2 separate regions of the Homo sapiens genome follow, and region 2 is linked to region 1. Evidence: chromatin loops called from intact Hi-C (ENCODE). Cell type or tissue: breast epithelium. All regions are shown on one strand. Each heading gives the region's core, and the rest is flanking DNA. Links, peaks and the distances in the headings are about the cores only.

Region 1 (5,727 bases), core at 728-5,727:
TGTAATTCTCTCCTGGGTTGTAGGAGTTGCAGCTCATGCAGAGAGTCCTCTGTGATGGAGGCCAGTCAGCTTTTATGGACTTCAGTGCTATTTGCTCCAGTACCCTTTGAAATGCAGGGTCAGCTCACTGAGCTACATCGTGCAATAATAACACATTTTTATAGGAGTAGCTTGTCAGAGCAGCAACAACATGCAATACATAAAACCAATAAACACACCATGTTACAGAGTCTATCCTAGTAAACAGGTTAAAGCAATAAAATTGACAGCAGCCATCAACAAGCTCCCTTTCTGACTTTGTGGGGTGAATTTACTGTTGCTTAAAACAGAGGAGCTGTCACAAAGCCTTAGATCAGTTACGGAGCAGCAAGCTGCATCGCATGGAAGGGAGCGGGCCTGAGAAGTGAAAGCAGGATGGGCAATTATGCTTTGCTAAGGCCTGGGCCCCTTTCATTGTTAGTGTGATGTAATTCACATCAGAGGTTTTCTACAGAATTGTTTCGTTTTTCCAAGTTACATATTAAATATTATGGAGGGCAGTATGTCTATGGGTTGGTAAATCAGCAATTAGTATTTTCCATCTGCAGCTTAAATCCCTAAGGCAAGAAAGAGCTTACCTGTGACAGAATATGCAGGGACTCAATGGGTTGGTGCTGTCTAAGACTGGATTCTTAGAGTTTGGACCTTCCACATTTTACATGGAATCATTTGGCTGGGAACCCTGAGCCAACCTCAGTCCAACAGAATCTCAGTATCTGGGGGTGAGGCCTGGGAATCCATTTTGTAAAAACTTCCCTAGGAGATGCCAGTGAAAAACATGTGGGAGGCCCAGGAAACCGTGGAGAGGTCAGGAGCTAAGAGTCAGCAGCATAGGCATGGTGGCAGAACTAGGAGCTAATAAAGGCTCAGGGATCAGCACATATTAAAAATATATTGAATCTTGGCCGGGCACGATGGCTCTCATCTGTAATCCCAGCACTTTGGGAGGCCGAGGCGGGCAGATCACTTGAGGTCAGGAGTTCAAGACCAGCCTGGCCAACATGGTGAAACCCTGTCTCTACTAAAAATACAAAAATTAGCCAGGCGTGGTGGTGGGCGCCTGTAATCCCAGCTACTCAGGAGGCTGAGGCAGGAGAATCGCTGGAACCTGGGAGGCGGAGGTTACAGTGAGCCAAGATTGCACTATAGCACTCCAGCCTGGGCGACAGAGCAAGAATCAGTCTCAAAAAAAAAATTATATATATATATACACACACACATACACACACATACACACACACACACATATGGAGAGAGAGAGAGAGAGTCCTTACTATGTCCCAGGCATGTTCTAGGGTATCTTTAGGCAAAGACCCTCTCATGGCACTTGTATTTGGGAGAGACAAGACAAGAGAAACTAATTAAAACAAATGAAGAAGTTAATTCCAAACACTGATAAGCATTATAAAGATAATAAAACCAGGTGAGGCATAGAGGTTGCTTTGGATTAGCTAGGTCAGAGAAGAAATCCCTCAAAGGAGAAAATATTAGCACTGAAATCTCAAGATGAAGGAAGGAGCCATTTGGAGGCCAATGGCAGCATCTTAGAGGCAAAGGAAAGAGCAAGTGTGAAGGCCTGAAATCCCTGAGCAGAGAAGAGGTTCACCCACTGCTGTTCCCTGCCTGCCCTGCTTTTCCTGGGGGCGAAGAGACAAAAAGGATGACCCCCAAGTTTTCACTCTGTTATGATGTCCCACTAGTATGCCTTCAACTTAAGGACTAATATATTCTGATTGGTTGGATCCATTTTTATTTTGTTAGCTTATCAGAATTTCATAACTATAAGTTACCATCTCTATCTCTACCCTAAAATTGGTTATTGAACAGAACAATGCACCACTTGAGTCCAGGAGCTCCCGCCAAGCTTGTCTGGCAATCAAGACTTCAGAAGATACAGGCCTGTGTGAGTATGGCCCTTTAAGCCTAAGTCATGACATTGCTCTTTGTCTATCTGCATTCAGTGGTTCAGGCCCCTGTCCATGGCTGGTGTGACCTTTGGTGACATCCCCAGCCTCAACAGAAACCACTTCTCACTAAGCCAGCTTTACTGTGTTCCCAACAGCTAGCATGCAGGGATGCCTTCTTCCTCATTTTCACGTAAATGTGCTAATTCAAATGCTCTCCGAAGCAAATAGGCTTTTAAGGGCAAGCCTGAGAACCAAACCACGATTTATTTCACAGTTCTTCTGGAAAAGAGACTTCTAAGAACCGGATGCCCAAATGAGAAGAGCATTTTGGGTCACAGCCCACCTGCAAGTTAGGATCTGTAACATAAGAGCCAGAACACCAGATAGGCAGAGAGAGCCTGCCTGGTTTCTGAACTGAGTGAGGCAAATGTGGAAGAAATTCTAAACCTTGGGGGTGGGTTCTATTTTTTATAGCCATTCACACCCTAGGGGCATTACAGAGACCTTACAGACCTAAGGATTAAGAAGATTAATGGAGTCGATTTGATACCAAGTTTCATTTCTCAGCCTTTTCTTTTAAATTTATTATGCTTTTCTTTTCTTTTTTCATTTAAAATAAGGATTGAGACTTTGTCCCCAAGTAAGTTTCTCAAATGGCTACATTACTGAGAACCCAGACCCAAGCACAATGCTGTAGTGGGGGTGGGTAGTGGGCTGGCTTCAGCTCTGACAAATTGTGGGGGCTGATGATCTCCTTTCAGGGGCGGGGTGTGTGGTGCTGGGAGGGATGTCGGTGAGTAGAAGGGGAATGGCCTCCCTGTGGGAGACTCCGGGGCCGGCAGTCCCTGCCCAGTCCCTCCCTCTGCTTCCTCCCACTCTTCCACATGCGGAAAGGGCTCTGTGCCTCTCACAGCAGCATCTGACCCTCTGGACTGAGTCATTCGGTGTACTTGCCTAGAAGGTTCTTTAGCTCTGGGACTCACAGGAGTAAGAAGCTCAGAAAAGCACAGTGAGTCCCTGCCCAGTTCCAGGAAGCAATCTGAAAAGTCTGGTCTGGTCACCAGCAGATGACAGTTCTTTCACTTAGAGCAATTTTGCTAAGCACACTTATTTGCTTTCTCTGGAAACCTTCAGCACTAAATGTGTTGGTATTTCCACCTGAGAAGGTATTTAACTGCAAAAAATAGCAGAATAGCCAACAATAATAGAAATACTATGAGAAAGAAAATGCCTATGGCTGTAATCCCACAGGAAAGCTTGACATCAGATAGCTTAACTCCCCTTAGAGATGGCGGGTTTGCACACGTGGTCTCCTCCGAGCCTTCAAGTTTGTGCAGGTTTTCTTTGTACCATGTTAAGAAATGAATATTCGAGCAAGTGCAGTCCAGGGGGTTATGACTTAAATTAATGGTGCTCTGCTGGGACAAGATAGGGAGGAGACGGGGTGAGATGATGTTAATGCTGTTGGCAGCCAGATTGAGGTAGATTCCCTTAAGATGGCTAAGAGAATCAATGCTGTCGCATGTCAGGCTGTTGTGGCTTAAGTCTACATGGCTCATTTTTCCCAAGCTGTGGAATGCTTGCTGGTCTATAGAGAGGAGACCACAAGAGGACAAAATCAGAACCTCCAAGCTGCCCACGGTCTGAAGTAGGTTGGTCTTCGTGATAGTCCCATCTTGAAAGTGATTCCCTTTTAAGTTGAGATGCCGGAGAACTGGTAGGCCTGCTAGAAGATGCTGATTGCTGGTATCAAGGAAGCAGTAAGTGAGATTCAGAACCTGAAGGAAATGGAGGTTTTGGAAGGGACTTTGTGGAGCATTAATGTGTAAGCGGGTAAATGCCAAATCGAGGAGTTCTAGCTGAGGACATTCTTTGAATGCCTGACTCTGGAGACCAAGAGGCTCATTGTGGCTCAGGTTTAAGGTTTGCAAGTGGGACAGGTTTTTGAGTTGCAGACTGCAGCAGTCAGAAGCCTCTATGTCATTATGGCTTAAATCAAGTGTCTGAAGGTTTCCTAGTTTCTCCAAGCAGCCAACACCAAGGTGAAGTTTCTTCACGTTGCCTCTGATGTAGAGGTGTGTAAGGGAGGGGAAATTGGCAGCACTGATTTGACACAATTGATCGAAATGATTTACACTGAGAACTAATTTCTTGAGCAAGTTCAGACCCTTCATCCCAGAGGGTAACCCTTTCAAGTGAGTTGCTGTCAGATCCAATTCTTGGAGTTGGGTGAAGCACTGAAATGTGGTGGATGAGATGTCAGAGAAGCGGTGTTCCTGCAGGTTGAGGCTCTCAACAGACATTTCACAGAGTCCCTTGAGCATGGCTGAACTAATATCTTCGTCATCAATGTCCTCAAATGTTCCCAGCCAGAGAGACTGAGTAGTAGAGTTCTGCAGACCATTGAATATAACAGACAAATTTGGAGTTCCTCCAAAGTTCAAACTTTGGAAGATCGTTGAATCAAAAGCCCCAAGCTCAATACCTTTAACATTATTGCCATTGAAGTTCAGGCTTAGGTTGATGGCCTGCTCCAGAGACCTCATGTCTTCTCTAGAGATGTAGTGTATAGCATTATTCTGAAAATCCAGTACTTTCAGATTCCGTGCTGGGAAGTCTTTGGGGAACTTAATGGAGGAAATATGGTTGCTTCCAAGATACAAGCTTTCCAAGTTTTCCAGATTGTGCACTGGAATAAACTCGAGATTGGATATTCCCGTTTGGATTAAGAAAAGATGCTTCAGTGACTTGGGCCCATTAAGCGATGTTTCTGCCATGAATATCAGGGGATTTCCAGTTAACACAAGTGTGCTTAATTGATGATGGCTTTGAAAAGTGTCTTCATGTATCCAGTTAATCTGGCACCTTGAAAAGATAATCGTATTTAACAATAATTCATTTGAAAAAAGTAAAAAAATACTTTACAGTGACACACATTAACAAAGTCATCTTTTGTATCATTCAAAATCAAATATAAGAACTTTCTTCAATATCAACAGATGGCCTATTGAAGGAATTAATGAGTAGCCTCACTTCTGAACACGCCAATCTAGATTTTTTTTCCAGGTATCTCACCCCTTAGATTGAACCCTCAGAGGTTTGTGCCTGTATTCTAAGGAACCATGGGTCATTTGATTGTGGCAAAAATCAAATTATTATTTACTGTTTTAAGTAATACAAAATATATCATATAGAATGCATAATAGATAATATATGGTATAAAATACATATATATATACACACACAAAAATCTGTGTCATCCCGGGCAAGTTACAACTTTTCTCAACCTCTGTATTTTCATCTGAGAAAACCATCCTGGTATTGCACCTAAAAATACTGGATCACACACACACACACACACACACACACACAGATGGCCTCCTCATCTAACCATAAGTTGGATGATACTACGCACCATGGAATCTCACACTGGTGCTTTTAAAGATGAAGCGGTAGTATGGATGTGGACATCCTGTCCACAGAAGCTGAAGTTGAAGGACAAAATAGAAGAAGTAGAACTGCCGCAAAGGGTGCAGACTGCAGGTACACGCAGAGCCTGTCCCCTCTTACACACACACACACACACACACACACACACACACACACACGCAGTATAGCCCTTTCATTTTCTTCCCTTATTTTCTTGTAATACTTCTTCCTACTGGTTCTCAAACACTGGCTCAGCATGTGGAATCCCAATTATGCCACTATAACAAAATAATGGAACTCATTTTCCAATTTGTAGGGGGGAAAAGTAGATGGTGTGCTTTTCTCCTAGAAA
Region 2 (5,823 bases), core at 437-5,436, 560 kb before region 1:
AGATATGTGGAATATATGGGATATATATTATACCAGAATTTTAGTATTTTAAATATAGGTCTTAAATGGAATGAAAGACTTAGGTTGCTTTTTTTTTTTTTTTTTTTGATGGAGTAAGGAAAGGGATAGTACTTAAAAATAATTGTTACCTGGTTATTATAGTTCGCTGTTAGCAAAATATTCTATAGGACACATCATATCCCATGATGCTGAAGATGAAACCCTGGTATAGTAGAAGGTGGATGCTTGTGTTTTCTCTAGCACTTTCACAACAAAGCAATTATATTGTATTGCATGTAAATATTTGTGAGTGGGGAAAATATATAGAAGTCTACAATACTACTTCCCCTCCACATTAAAACCATATGAAGTTATGCCTACAAATTAAAATATTGTAAAAGCTCAATACAGTTTTAAATTTTTCAACAAAGTTATGTAGTACTTCTTTATTTGTAATAATAAAAAGTATCATTGTGTGAAATTAGTATGGGCACATTATCTCTAATACTTGCCGTTAATAATGGCATTGAACCCTAACTGATAGCCTTTAAAAAAAACAACAAAGCATGGCCTTTAGTAAAACAAAACAATATGTGACATTTCTGTAGAAATGCTGTAATAGAGAAAAATTTAGCTCTGTGAGCAGTAGTCTCATTTATGGGAATGGTAATTATCTGTAAGTTGAGACTTAACATTTTTGTAGATTTTATGAGAAAATATTTGCTAGTCCTTGTTTTTACATCTTTTTTTCGTCCTGCCTCTGTGTCTATCTCTCTTTTCTCCACCTCATATGGGGACAATTCTGTTTTTACAGGTCCTGATTTTTTTTTTTTAAATGTCTCACCAGAAGTGATAACTCATTTTGTTAGAATGGTAGGGAGCTCAAAAGTGGAGGATTGTGACTTCAGTTGTGGCTTAATCAGCCCAAGCAGGTGCATTCTAAGTAAAAGAGATACGGTTTTAATGCAACTGTCCCCCCTAATTCAGAGAAAGGGAGACAAGTATAGGAAATGACACAGCAGTTAAGTCAGAATTGTTTCTAAATAGATTGTTTTTTTTTTCCCTGAATTCTCTGAGCACCAGCAGCAGTGTCTTGTTAAAGTGAAGAGAGATATAAATGAAGAGGAGTTGAGGATGACTGTGTTAATTTTTTGTTCTGAGGGATCAGAAATACTTAAGAAAAATGAAGTCGGAGATTTACATAAATAGGTGGGAGCCTCAGTAGTGTCATGTTCATTTGAGAGTAGAATTTGATTCTGGGGACCTCAAATAACAGAAGATGATTATATTCAAAATGTCCAAGGCACTACTGTAAGGCAACTTAAATGGCATGTGCCTTAACAGGGTGGCTTTGTAGTGAGGTTCTGGAATTTTTCTCATTCTTTTGTCTCGCAGTGTGCTATTGTATGAGTAGCAGTGAGAAAATGTTTGGATAGCATGTCTAAGAACCAGAGCATGCAGAGAAAACAGGGCTTTTATTCTACTTTGCATCTTAGTTAATTTGGTTTTTAGAGAAGCACACTATTTTGACTTGAAAGGCATTAGCCATATCTTCTTATTTACTTGAGTGGTGGTTACAAGAGTATTCTATATTTATTTATTACACTTTGCTCTTATGTTTTAGGTATTTTTTGCATATTTCACAATAAAAATGGTTAAAAAAAGTCACTAGTGTATTCTAGACCTTTCAAGTCAACCATACCAATTTATTCATTCCTCCGTCTACCCAACAAATACTAATTGAGCACCTACTGTGCATCGGGTACTGTTACTGGCACTGGGAATACAGTAATGAACAAAGCAAGCAAAAGTCCCTGGTCTCATGGGGTTTATATTGCATGGAGGGGAGGCAGATAATATGTCAGGCAATGGGTTAGAGCAGGAGTTGACAGTCGTCTTCTATAGAGGGCCAAATAGTAAATACTTCAGGCTTTGTGGGCCAGATGGTTTTTGTCGCAACTACTCAACTCTGCCACTGTAGTGTGAGAGCAGCCATAGCCAATACGTCCATGAAAGGATATAGCTGTGTTCCAACAACACTGCTATTTACAGAATCATGCAGCGGGCCAGATTTGACCCACAGTCCTCCTTAGTTTGCAGACCTCTGTGTTACATGGTAGTGTACCCTAAGGAGAAAAAAAAAATGGAATATGGAGTGCTGGGGTGTGGGGTGAGGGATATTTATAGATTTTGACAGCATGGTCGAGGAAGATGTTTCCGTGAAAGTGACTTGTGTAAAGATTTGAACAAGATGATGTGTTTGGCCATGTGTCTATCTGGAGAGAAGGGGAAACAGCAAGTGCAAAGGCCCTGAGATGGAACATATCTGGAGAATTCGAAGAATGGTAAGAAGGCCAGAGTGGAGCAGAACAAGTGTGGGAGAGAGTTGTAGGAGATGAGATCAAAGGCTAGGAATGAAGTGTAAGGCCATGTCATGTGACCTTGTATGTCCTTGTAAGGCTTTTTTTTTTTTTTTCTAACTTGGAAATCAGTTGCATAGTCACTGGAAGGTTTTAAGTAGAAGGGTGACAAGATCTAATTTTTAACAGGCTCACTGGCTTCTGTATGGATAATAGATTAAAGAGGCTTGGAGTGAAAACAGAGAATCAGTTAAGGGTTACTGCAGTAATCAGGTTAGAGGTGATGGTGCTTGGAGCAGGTTGACAATAGAGGTGGTAAGAAGCAAACAGGCTCAGGATGTGTATTGAACATAAACTTGACAGGGTTTGCTCACAGAGTGAAAATGGAAGATGATAACTGGAAAAATCAAAGAGGACTTCCAAGTTTTTGGCCAGGTGAACTCAAAGGGTAGAGTGCCATTTATGGAGTGGGGAAGATGTCAGACAACCAGCCTAATAACAACCTTGCGGCACAGAATCCCAGACCCAATAAAGCACCAGACAGAGATGTCAAGCTAACCAAGGTTATGCCATCTTCTGGGTTTGTGTGTGCCCTAATGGCCATAGGTGCCCTGTTCCTAAGGCTGCAGCTTGTGCTGTCCGTGGTGGGGTTTGCTCATAGCCTTCAGTCTGTTGCTAAGTTATGGACTTTGTGCTACTATGGGTCCCTGAGAGTCCTGAATTCCTATGGGACAGGTGAAGATGACCCAGATCCTTTGGGTGAATCCCTTTTGATCCATAAAGTTATCAAAAGAAACCCTGATATCCAGTGGGTCACCAGGGAAGCCCTCAAACACAGAGAGATGTGTGGGCTGACATCTGTAGCTACAAGGATTATGGCCTTATAAGAACCATGGTTCAAAAAACTAATACCAAGCCCTCTTAAATGCTTTTCAAAAAGTAGAAGAGGAAACATTCCCAGACTCATTTTATGAGGCCAGTGTCACCCTGATTCCAAAGCCAGACAAAGACACCACAAGAAAAGAAAACTACAGGCTATAATCCCTGATAAACATAGATGCAAAAATCCTCAATAAAGTACTAGCAAATATCATTCAGTAGCACATTTTAAGGATCATACATCATGACCAAGTGGGATTTATCCCTGGGATGCAAGGATGGTTCAATGTACATACAATATGATATGCCACATTCACAGCATAGAAGATAAAAACATCATTTCATCAGATGCAGAAAAAATATTTGACAAAAATTAACATTATTTTATGATTAAAAACTCTGAACCAAATAGGCATAAGAGGAACTTAGTAAAAGCCATATATGAAGGACCCACAACTAACGCTATAATCAATGGGCTAAAACTTAGTTTTTCCTCTAAGATTTGGAGCAAGGCAAGGATGCCATATGTCATCACTTCTCTTCGACATTGTACTGGAAGTCCTAGGCAGAGAAAACAGACAGGAAAAAGAAAAGGCATTCAAATTGGAAGGGAAGAGGCAAAATTATCTGTTTGCAGGTGTCATGATCATATATACATGGAAAATCCTAAAGACTTCACAAAAACTGTTAGAACTGATCAGTGAATTCAGTAAAGTAAGATACAAAAATCAACATACAAAAACAGTGGCATATCTGTACATCAACAATAAACTCTCTAAAAGGAAAATTAAGAGAATCTCATTTACATTAGCAAGAAAAGATAAAATACTTAGGAATTAAGGAGGTGAGAGACTTGTACATTTAATTATAAAATATTGATGAAGGAAATTTAAAACAAATGGAAAGATCTCATGTTCACAGATTGGAAGAATTAATATTGTTAAAATGTTTTTTTTTTTTTTTTTTTTTTTGAGATGGAGTCTTGCTTTGTCACCCAGGCTGGAGTGCAAGTGGCATGATCTCGGCTCACTGCAAGCTCTGCCTCCCGGTTTCATGCCATTCTCTTGCCTCAGCCTCCCCAGCAGCTGGGACTACAGGTGCATGCTGCCACGCCTGGCTAATTTTTTTGTATTTTTAGTAGAGATGGGGTTTCACCGTATTAGTCAGGATGGTCTCAATCTCCTGACCTCGTGATCTGCCCGCCTCGGCCTCCCAAAGTGCTGGGATTATAGGTGTGAGCCACAGCGCCCGGCCTGTTTAAATGTTTATACTATGCCAAACAACAGATTCAAAGTAATTCCTATCAAACTCTCAATGGTATCTTTTACAGAAATAAAAAAACTAACCCTAAAATGTATATGGGACCACAAAAGACCCTGAATAGCCAAAACAATCTTGAGCAAGAAGAACAAAGCTGGAGGCATCCAACTTCCTGACTTCAAATTATATTACAACGCTATAGTAATCACAACAGCATGGTACTGCTATAAAAGCAGATATACTGGCCAGTGGAAAAGAATAGAGAGCCCAGAAATAAACCTACATATTTATGGTCAACAATTTCTGTAAGAGTGCCAAGTGTGTAACGGGGAAAGGATAGACTTTTCAGCAAAAGAATAAAATTGGACGCCTGTCTCATACTGGTCACAGAAATCAACTCAAAATGGATGAAAGACTTTAACATAAGACTTGCAATTGTAAAACTCCTAGAAGAAAACAGGGAAAACCTTGACCTTGGTCTTGGCAATAATTTTTTGGATATAGCAACAAAAGCAAAAATGGTATTACATAAAACTAAAAAGCTTCGTCGTAGCAAAGGAAATAATCAAAATGAAGTGTTATTTTTTTGTACATGCAAAGCTCTAGAGCATGACCTAGCATACAAAAAACATTAACTATTTATATTCTCCTAACTCTGGTGGTCTCCCTCAGCTCACTGTGACACTTGGCCTTATTGTTCCTTTCCTTCATGTGTGCGTGTGTGTGTCTTCTCCAGCAAGATTATATTGCATATGGGATTCAGGTTGAGATAAATGAAAAGACAACCTACAGAATGGGAGAAAACCTACCTCTGTTGCATTCGGTTTCCTTCTGTGGTCTTTAAGCCTGCAGAAGGATGTTTTCCAACAAAAGCACCATTTATAAATACAATATTCCTCATGGCAGCACTGTAAATGCTGGCCTGTTACCCCCATGACAGGGATATAACCCTTGTTGAGTAAAAATATTAGCAAACTGTGTATCTAATAAGGGATTAACATCCAAAATATATGAAGAGTGAATACAACTCAATACCAAAAATACAAATAATCCAATTAAACGGGCAAAGTACCTAAATAGGTACTTGTCAAAAGAGAAAATTTAAATGGCTAACAGGTATATTTAAAGGTGCTCAACATCTTTCATCATCAGGAAAAAGAGTCAAAACCATAAAAAGAACAGATAAATGTTGGCGAGGATATGGAGAAATGGGAATCCTAGTACACAGCTGGGAATGTAAATTAGTATAGCCATTATGGAAAACAGTATGGAAATTCCTCAGAAGATTAAAAAAGGAAGCACCATAGGGCCCAGCAATTCTACT

The links. Peaks named below come from ENCODE experiments on the same cell type or tissue, not always from the same donor. Only the 100,000 strongest peaks of a DNase experiment are listed, where the experiment ranks them.
Region 2: it touches region 1 in a loop (32-fold over the local background); 1 of 110 quality-filtered maps calls a loop at or near these places.

What each region holds. Positions count from the first base shown.
Region 1 is chr5:67,179,775-67,185,501 of GRCh38, forward strand. CD180 (CD180 molecule) reads right to left here. Exons shown (of 3, transcript NM_005582.3): 3 at 1-4,811. The coding sequence ends at 3,083. Among named protein-coding and RNA genes, the nearest start is that of CD180, 14 kb to the right of the region's middle. In breast epithelium, for the core only: no CTCF peak of the experiment used is centred there; DNase peaks (open chromatin) are centred at 2,269 and 2,847; H3K4me3 peaks cover 359 bases; H3K27ac peaks cover 2,198 bases.
Region 2 is chr5:66,619,960-66,625,782 of GRCh38, forward strand. The region is part of intron 1 of MAST4 (microtubule associated serine/threonine kinase family member 4); the gene reads left to right. Among named protein-coding and RNA genes, the nearest start is that of MAST4, 26 kb to the left of the region's middle. RefSeq lists enhancers at 4,339-4,388, 4,489-4,548. In breast epithelium, for the core only: no CTCF peak of the experiment used is centred there; no DNase peak of the experiment used is centred there.